Regions from separate parts of the Homo sapiens genome. Here region 2 is linked to region 1. A link is an interaction called in ENCODE POLR2A ChIA-PET data of the cell type or tissue named here. Cell type or tissue: PC-3. All regions are shown on one strand. Region 1 overlaps YLPM1 (YLP motif containing 1). Region 2 overlaps LTBP2 (latent transforming growth factor beta binding protein 2).

Region 1 (5,000 bases):
ATTGACATGTTCCCCATATACTGGTTCTTCATGTTCTGAAATGAATTGACTTTCTCCTGGAGATAGCTCTGAGTGGCTTTCATATGTCCCTGCCATGTTTTCCACTGCTTCTCATACTCCTGAAGCTGATCTTTATGAGGATAGGAATGGAGTTGTTCCTCCCATAGCTGAAACTCTCGCTCCCATTCTTGGTAAAGATGTTGAAACTGTTGCTGCTGCATCTCATAATGCCGCAGCTGCATATCTACAGACATGGTCTACAAATAAAGGGATAAAAACTATTTAAAACCATTCATATAAGATAATTAATCATAGGTTAAAATATTAATGAATCAAGGGCATTTGACGCTTTAGGAAATTAGAACACTAAAGACTTTGGGAGGCTAAGAATAAGTTCGTTAAGTTCTTTGAGTGATGATCATTCTTCTTCCTTCCTTTGGCTTAGACAACTTACTACAGAGTTGGAAAAACCAACCAAACAATAAAGCAAATACCTATCTTAGCAATAAGTATTTTTCAAGTTTTTAATATGGATAATTTCAAGAACTTGAAAAATGATCTGTTATTATAGATATACAGACACAACATTACCCCTCAAAGATACAACACAAACAAGTATCTAAGTCACTTTATCTTTTACGGTATATTTGCTTAGGTTTTTTGTGATGGCTGTTTTTGGCCTCTTTGCTTATCTGTTACTGTTGTAGTTTACAGGCAAAACACAGGTTAACCTGTAGCTATATGGTAAAAATCCCCAGCTCTTAAGACCCTTAGCAATAGTAAGCTAACATCTGGCCTGGGTTGACATGATCAGGAAACTCTACTATAACCAACCCCTCCCCAGTCCCCCAGGTAATGTGGCAGATAACTACTTGGGCACCCCTTGGGAAACAACTAATTGTCAACAGTTGGTATCTTTTGTTTTTTACACTTAAATCTTTCAAGAATAACAAATCCTTTCAATGTCTTGGGGCAACTTCCTATTGTGGACTATGGAAGCACTTGCCTGTATATGTGGTGGGGGCTGTATAATCTGCTGATACTGTTGTAGAATCTGCTGTAACTGAGTGTGCTTCTGCATTATTCCCTGATACTGGAAACCGACTCGATGCTGCTGGTGCTGCTGCCAGTGTGCTGCTGCAGCCTGCAACTGCTTTAACCTGGCATCTTCTTCTGGGTCCTCAGACTAAAGATAAAAGAGGACACATCTTTATGTAAGTCATAAAACAGCAAGCAAAAATATTTTATAAATGTATTATAAAGTCCAGAATCCCTACAACTCAGAAATATCCAACTGTCAAACACAGTATCTTCAGTTCTTTTTGGATTGAGAACAGCTATTCTATCTTTAGATAAAACACATAGCTCTATCTATACTATTATGGATACTAATACAAAGGAGTTTATAAATTCCATAGTCTTCACTGGAATAATAATCTTATTATTCCTAAATATGACAACAATTTTCCCAGTGGAAAGTGGTCCCAGGCCGGGCACCATGGCTCACACCTGTAATCCCAGAACTTTGGGAGGCCAAGGCGGGTGGATCACTTGAAGTCAGGAGTCCAAGACCAGCCTGGTCAACATGGTGAAACCCCGTCTCTACTAAAAATACAAAAATTAGCCAGGCATGGTGGCAGGTACCTGTAATCTCACCTACTTGGGAGGCTGAGGCCGGAGAATCACTTGAACCTTGGAGGCAGAGGTTGCAGTGAGCCAAGATCGCGTCACTGCACTCCAGCCTGGGCGACAGAGCAAGACTCCATCTCAAAAAAAAAAAAAGGAGGGGAGGGGAGGGGAGGGAAGAGAGGTCCCAGCTACTTGGAAGGCTGAGGCAAGGAGGATCACTTGAGCCTGGGAGGCTGAGGCTGCAGTGAGTTGAGATCACACCACTGCACTCCAGCCTGGGCAACAGAGTGAGACCCTGTCTGGAAAAAAAAAAAAAAAAAGTGAACCTTAAGTTATAGACCTTTTCACTCTATGAAAAATCCGTTTCTTTTTTTGTCACTTTTCACCAATGGACTACAATATAACCATCATGGTTTGATTAAACCCTTCATATAAGGCTCTTGGGAGAACAATGACCTTTGGACCAATATGAGAACCTCCCATGTGCCAGTCACTAAGCTGAGTGACAAGAATTATCACATTTAATGCTTGAATACCTCTATATGATAGCTACTATTGAATATACCCATTTTGCAGAGGAGTAAATTGAAGCACAGAATGGTTAACAAATTTGCCCAGTCACTACTGGCAAGTGGCAGTACCTGGATTATAGCCTGGGTAGCTTGACTCTAAAAGCTCAAGCACTCAACTATTGCCCTGTGCTGTCACTATGAACATATGCTGGCATCTTCCTTTAGTGCTTAGAGGCACTCAATTCAGAAGAGTATCCAACTCTTCACTCAAACTAGGAAAAATTTCCTTTTCTAAACCTGATACAACAGGCCAGGCATGGTGGCTCATGCCTGTAATCCAAGCACTTTGGGAGGCCGAAGCAGGTGGATCACTTGAGGTCAGGAGTTCGAAACCAGCCTGGCCAACATGGTGAAACCCCATCTCTACTAAAAAATACAAAAATTAGCCGGTCATGGTGGTGCATGCCTGTCATCCCAGCTACTCAGGAGGCTGAGGCAGAAGAATTGCCTGAACCTGGGAGGCAGAAGTTGCAGTAAGCCAAGATCGCACCATTGCACTCCAGCCTGGTAAACAGAGAGAGACCCTGTCTCAAAATAAATAAACAAACAAATAAACCTGATACAACAGACATCTGATTTCACAAATGCAACTTTATAGGTACCTAAAAAAACAAAAATATATATCCATTTATGATAAAAGTATACTAAATGAATCAGAAAAAAGCTAAATAATTTAATAAACACAAACAATTAATTATATGGTTACCTGGGGTTCCTCAGGTGGGAGAGGAGGTGGCACTTCCTCATTTGGAGGTGGCAATGGGGGCTCCTCAGAAGAAGGAGATTCTGGAACTTGACTGGTGGCAGGTACTGTAACTTCTTCTTTTACCGGCTCTGGTGTATCCTTTGCTACCACAGGACCCTTTTTGTGTCCTGGCAAATGAACTTTTGTCCTCTGTTGCAAACTAAGCAAGTGCTGTCGATACCAATACTGCTGCTGTTCCTACAACAGAAACAATTTTTGAGAATTTTGATTGACAATCATGTATCTCTGCAACTTGGTGTTGACAAGGACCTATCTTTATGTCTGTGTTCATGTGTCTATATGTAAAAAAAGGCAAAGCTAGACTGAGGAAGACAAATAAGTTAACAAGATCTTAAACACAGGCTACAGAAAAATTTCAGTTCCTCCCCCAAATTTATACATTTAAATTAAACCATACATATTAATTCAACATGCTTCTGTACTCTAATAAAACACATGCTTTTGGAGGTAAGAGCCATCTTTTTGATAAATGATCAGGGTAAATCTCTTCAGTATTCACAACTACTTATTTTTAACCTGGCTTCAGTTTGTTCCGATTTATTGACAGGGGTCTTGTAATTAATGAATATAACTGAACAGTCCTACCTCTCTTCTCTGCCTTCTCTCTTTCTCCTCAAGCACTCCTCCCTCTTTTCTTTCTTTTTTTTTTGAGACTGCATCTCACTCTCTCACCCAGGATGGAGTACAATGGCCTGAACATGGCTCACTGAAGCCTCAACCTCCCAGGCTCAAGCAATCCTCCCACCTCAGCCTCCTGAGCAGCTGGGTTCGTAGGCATGCACCATCACGCCCAGCTAATTTTTTTATGTTTTATAGACACAAGGTCTTACTGTGTTGCCCAGGCTGGTCTCAAACTCCTGGGCTCAAGCAATTCTCTTACCTCAGCCTCCCAAAGTGCTGGGATTACAGGTGTGAACCACTGCACCCAGCCTCCTCCCACTTTGAAACACCTGTTGTAGCATTAGTCTACCCATACTCAGATGTACACACATATAAGAGAATATGCTGTACACACATATAAGAGAATATGCTGTGTTTTATTTATTTTTTTTTTTTTGAGATGGAGTCTTGCTCTGTCACCCAGGCTGGAGTGCAGTGGTGTGATCTCGGCTCACTGCAACCTCCACCTCCCAGGTTCAAGTGATTCTCCTGCCTCAGCTTCCCGAGTAGCTGGGATTACAGGCACCCACCACCAAGCCCAGCTAAATTTTTTTATTTTTAGTAGAGATGGGGTTTCACCATGTTGGCCAGGCTGGTCTCGAACTCCTGACCTCAGGTGATCCACGAGCCTCGGCCTCCCAAAGTGCTGGGATTACAGGTGTGAGCCACCGCACCTGGCCAATATACTGTGTTTTAAAATGCTTTCTATTTATTTTAAAAGCCTTAGCTTTATCTTCCAAATTATGCTGTACTTTAATTTTCTGAAAGCTTATTTTGTGCTTTCATTTAAAAATTACAACAATAAGCTTAGTATGGAAATATTAGAAAATATAGCCAATCCTCATTATTCTTGGATTCTGTATTTGCAAATTTGCCTACTTGCTAAAATTTTTTTTTCTTTTTTTGAGACAGGGTCATCTCCCTCTGTCACCCAGGCTGGAGTGTAGTGGTGCAGTTTCAGCTCACTGCCACCTCCGCCTCCTGTGCTCAAATGATCCTCCCGCTTCAACCTCCCGAGTAACTGGGACCACAGGTATGTGCCACCATCTGGATAATTTTTGTATTTTTTGTAGAGACAAGTTTCACCATGTTGCCCAGGCTGGTTTCAAACTCCTGGACTCAAGTGATCCACCTTGGCCTCCCAAAGTGCTGGGATTACAGGCATGAGCCACCACACCCGACCTAAAATTTATTTCTAAACCCAAAATCCATACTCACTGAGCTTTCCCAGTCATTCACAAACATGTGGACAGCAGTGAAAAACATGAGTCCCCTGACTCATGTGTGCATTCCCAGCCGAGATGAAGTGCAAGGTGATGCTCTGCCTTCTTGTTCCAGCTCTATACTATAAATAAGTGTCATTTTCAGTCTAT
Region 2 (5,000 bases), 210 kb after region 1:
GCCTGAAGGCGGACATCTGGCCCAAGAAGATCTCAAACTCTCTGATGACAACCTAGTGACTCCCTTTTTTAGTATTCTCCCAGAGCTGAGGAATATATGGACCGCATCCTGGGTTTGGTTTCAGGAGAGGACTCCTCCCAGCCCTGCCCCAGGTCCAGCCCTAAACAAATCTCTGAGATACGAGCTATTCACCTTCTGTCCTCCCAGAGCCTACAGTTCGGTGATGGGGAAAGCTACCTTTTCCAGTTCATCATCATCATCTTCATCATCAGTAGGATTTATTGCACCCTGCTGTGTTTCAGGCATTGTGCTAGATTCCTACCCTATTCTTTTCCTCCTTGCTGTCCCCACTTTAGAGTCACCAGCTCAGTGACATGCAGGACATGGATGTTGTACAAATGTCTTTTGGTCAATTGTGTCGTGTCCAAATAGTGGAGTATAAATGGCATAGCACAGGGACCAGCACCCAGGAGCACAGGGGTGCAGAGGTTCCCCAGAGCTCATCATGGCCTTAGTGGTGTGCTTAGAATTATGGTTACCATGGCGGAAGTTTGGGTTAAGATTGACTAGCACTAAGGTTGTGGTTAGGGTGACATTCTATTTAACAGTACGGTAGTGGTTAGGGTAAGATTAGAGGAATAACTTTAGCAGTGCAGCATTAGGGTGAGGTTTTAATCTTAGGATTGTGGTCAGGGTTGGGTTAGGGTTATGCTAAAGTAACATTTAGGACTGTGGGTGTTTTCGATTGTATGTGTGGTTGTTGTTCTAACCCACCATTGATGGAGCCTTATTGAATAAGCTGACAGTTTACAGGCACCACCTAATTTAATACTGGGGACAGCTCGGCACAGTGGCTAAGAGCATGGGCCACGAGTCAGACAGATCCCGGTTCCACTTGACTCGGTTACTCCCCAGTCGTGCTATCAAGTGTGTTCTTTCACCTCCCCGAGTCTCAATGTGAAAGACTGATGATACCAATACTGGCTGCGCAGAGCTGTGGTCAGAATAACACAAAGGAATGTGGATAAAGTGCCGGCTCACATAGGTAAGTGCTCAGTACTCGATAGCAAATACTTTTTCTTGTCTGGGTCAGTTAGAGTTCCAGCAGGAAAGGGATGGCACACTCGATGTATTTATTTACAAAAGCACTGGCAGAGTCAAGAGAAAACAATGAATAATGGTGGAGTATCCCAGGGTAGTTACGTAGGCAAGCTCTTACCCTCCAGGTCTAAAGGGGCAAGGGACCAGCAGTCATAAGAACCCAGGGTAGCTCAGGCTATAGGAGAGGGCCATGGACAGGGCTGCGGCCTCTGGTGGAGGAATGCAGCCACTGCTCACCTGCAGTACCTGTTGCGAGGGAGCTGGGAGGATCTGCACCTCCACTCACCCTTCTCCTGCCCTCTGACCTCCTGCCACAGTTCCCCACTGATGGAACTGGACCAGAAGGCAGAGGGCAAAGGAATCTCCCAGGACTCAGAGTGGGATGGAGAGGGATCCAGGGGCAAGTGGAAGATCTTCAGCACATTTGCCAGTCCTTGCCATGACCCTGTGAGGAGGGTATTCCCATGACTCCCACTTTGCAATGAGGACACTGAGGGTAAGGGCGATTCCAGCCTAGCTCTCCTCGACTTCAGAACTTGTGATTATAGTCATTGTGCGAACCAGCCTCCAGGGCATGTGAGCGTAGGCAAGTGCGGAAACATCCAGCTTGGCTTGGAAACTGCAGAGTACTGGGTTAGGCAAGGTATCCAGCGTCTTTTCAGAAAACTACAGAAGTCGGTGAGAGCCTGGAGCAGCATTCGGCCTCATTAAAATGTTAATGTATACAGTTTCCAGCACCGGACTTAAAATAACTAGTGACAATAAACATTTCAAGCTTGTAGCTATGTTCATAGCATCTAGCCAACTTAAATCCTGTAGGATTTTTGTTTGAAAGGAAGAGGCTGGGAGCAATGAAGCAAGAAAAGAGAGGAAAGACTGGCAAAGCTCTTTTTCAGATGGCCCAGGGAAGGTTCGCCCCATCCGGCTGCTTTTTACAGAACTGGCTGCTCACTCAGTGAGGGTCTCCCTCTGCGGGGGTATGTGTGTGTATGCGTGTGTGTGTGGCGGGGCGTGGGTGGAAGCTGTGGAGAGAACATGTCTCAAAAGTCATAATGGAGATTTTTTCAGGCTCCGTGAATTCTCCTTTTGAGCTCAAGTTTTTCAAATATGTATCAGGTTTCACCTCTTGTCCAGGACATAAAGGAGGTTTCTGATTTATGGGTCCGGTAGTTTTTCCAGTTACTCCATCTTTAAATCTGCCATCAGTTAATTAATTTGCCACGGTCAGAAAAGGCACTGTGAGCTTCCCAGGTGAAAATAACTTTAGCAAAGTATGATCACAGTTTAAAAAAAAAAAAAAGGGAGGCATTCTGAAACATACACTTGTTTCCACTTGTGAAATTAACTGAATCAGTGTCTCGGCACTCCTCCTCCTCCCCCTGTCATGGCGCATGCACACACACACACTCTCTCTCTCTCTCTCTCACACACACACACACAGACACACACACACACACACACACCCCACCTCTGCAGAAGGGCTAAAGGGGAAGATTTAAACCTGGCAGGATAATTTCCCAGAAAAGGATTAGAAGGGGAAAATGGATTAACTGCAAAGTCATCTGATGACTGTGTTGTATGAGGCTGCTTGGGACCCAGAGGGGTGTATTCGTCTGTCTGTGTCTATCTGTCTGCAGATGACACCGGGAAGATTGCTAAATGATTCCCAATAATGAAATGTGAAAACACATAGTTGCTTTGCTAGCCACATAGCTGTGGTTTTGTGTCTGTGATTCATGGTGGAAGTGAGTAGCTGCGACAAGCATTCTGTGGGTTTTTTTTTTTCTCCTTATTTCTCCTACAAAAATATTTGTGAAAGGTCTAAAAGGAAGTGGAGTACTTTTTGAAAAGAAAAAAAATCCCTGTTCCTTGCAAAACAAAGATTACAGATGAAAACTTCTGGAGCTACCACATTTCTGCTTCCAGATGTCGCCTACGCTGCATTTTCCTCCTGGAGCCTCAGCCCTGCCCACGATGTAACATGTCCACCCGCGAGTGCCCGCAGCAGAGGCCACTTGAGGGAGTCTGCATCTGCAGGGGTCTGGCGGTATCCTCTCAAGACCCCAGCCAGGCCACGCCCTTCCAGGGGAGAAAAATTAATTCCACATTTCTTTCTTTTTTGATGTTCTTGGGACAAGGTCAGAGGCTCCACAAAATGCAGTAGCGTGTGAGGGCAGAATTGTGAAATAATTTATGTCTTAAATAAACCTGAGTTTGAATCTCAGCTCCACCACTTAGCTATGCAGCCTACAGTGAGTGATTTAACCTTGTGAGCTTCAGTGTTCTCATCTGTAGGCTGGGGATGATCATTGCTACCTTATGGAATTGTCAGAAGGATTGACTAATCCACGTAAGTGCATCTGGCACATTTTTGGTCCTCTATAAATGACACCCAGTCTTTTTTGGTGGGGAGGAGGATGGAGTCTCGCTCTGTTATCCAGGCTGGAGTGCAGTGGCATGACCTCGGCTCACTGCAACCTCTGTCTCCCAGGTTCAAGCAATTCTCCTGCCTCAGCCTCCTAAGTAACTGGGGAATTACAGGTGCCCACCACCATGCTCAGCTAATTTTTGTATTTTTAGTAGAGACGGGGTTTCACTATGTTGGCCAGGCTGGTATCGAACTCCTGACCTCAAGTGATCCGCCCACCTCAGCCTTCCAAAGGGCTGGGATTACAGGCATGAGCCACCGTGCCCACTCTTTTTTTTTTTTTTAATATAAAGAAAAGTGGTTTATTTGGTTCATGGTTCTGTACATTTGTTCAAAGTCTCACCGTACCCACTCTTACTTGTCCCCTGCCTCGGGGGTTATCTGAGCCTTTCAGAAATGCAGCAGCGGTCATCAGAAACTTTGAGAATTTGCCCAGAGCACTTGAAGGTGTTTCCAGACCTGGGAGGTTTCTGGTCACAGCCAAGGGTGAGCAGCAGGGTGGGGAAGGGAATCTCATCCCCCAGAGGCAGACAGAGCTCAGCCTGAAGACCCTGGCCCAGCACTTCCCTGCTGGGGATGACCCCGGGCAAGTTAGCAGGCTCCCTGTGCTTCAGTTTTCTCTTCTGTAAAATGGGGACACTAGTTCCTGTATCATAGGGTTGCTGTACTAATCAAGTAAATAAAAAAATAAAATGCCTTAGCAGAGGCCTGGCACATCATAGGTTGACAGATTTGGGCTGCTAGATTGCTGAATGGAAGCTTTCCAGGTTGGGGCCCTAGTTCCCATAGAAATCTCCTTTTGTTTATGGCCCCGGGGTAAATTTCCAGCCCCTGTGAGAGCGGAAAGGGCAGGCTGGGACTTTGGCCAGTTCCTGAAAGTGTATCTTTGACCCAGGTCCCTAGCTGCCTTAGTCTACAGTGTGCTTGTCGGGGCAGGCCCACGAGTGGGGTAAACACATCTGGAGTCAGGCCTGTGTTTGCTGTTCAATAAGCCAGACCTGCTAAGCTTGTGCATGGGCATGTGTGGGGGCGCATCATGGAGGGTGGAAGGGTCCTGAAGGCCATGAGCTGGGAACTCAAGGGTTCAGGAGGTGAGCATCTCATGGCCAAGTTAGTGGTGGTGAGATGTTTGTATACCAGGTTTGCTGTGGCTTTGGGAAAGAGTCCTAGCTCAATCCCCTCAGCCTAGGTGTCTCTCCTCCCCTTCCTCCAGCCCCTCCTCCAATCTCCTGTAGCACTTGCCAGGTCCCTAGGCCCTGCCTTGCATTTTCATTCCCTTTTCATGGCTGCAGCTCTCCAGCCACTTCTGGTTTTCATACACTTCCTTGTAGTTAATGCAGCATCACCATGGCAGCTTGTGGAGGGAGTTTGGCTGCAGTGATGGGAGGGGTGAGATGAGCTTTAGAGCCTGGCAGTCCTGAGCTTTAGGACTGTGGGTTTTGCCGTTCATGAGATACGTGAGCTTGGGCCA

Evidence for each region. Peaks named below come from ENCODE experiments on the same cell type or tissue, not always from the same donor. Only the 100,000 strongest peaks of a DNase experiment are listed, where the experiment ranks them.
Region 2: POLR2A ChIA-PET joins it to region 1 with 10 read pairs; 3 of 35 experiments call an interaction of 5 or more read pairs at or near these places.

What each region holds. Positions count from the first base shown.
Region 1 is chr14:74,776,591-74,781,590 of GRCh38, reverse strand. It overlaps YLPM1 (YLP motif containing 1), which reads right to left. Exons shown (of 21, transcript NM_019589.3): 2 at 2,908-3,144; 3 at 1,007-1,186; 4 at 1-257. Among named protein-coding and RNA genes, the nearest start is that of YLPM1, 16 kb to the right of the region's middle. In PC-3, no CTCF peak of the experiment used is centred here; no DNase peak of the experiment used is centred here.
Region 2 is chr14:74,569,849-74,574,848 of GRCh38, reverse strand. All of the region lies in intron 3 of LTBP2 (latent transforming growth factor beta binding protein 2), which reads left to right. Among named protein-coding and RNA genes, the nearest start is that of LTBP2, 40 kb to the left of the region's middle. In PC-3, a CTCF peak has its summit at 1,320 (motif pointing left); DNase peaks (open chromatin) are centred at 2,758 and 4,338; H3K4me3 peaks cover 1,696 bases; H3K27ac peaks cover 4,315 bases.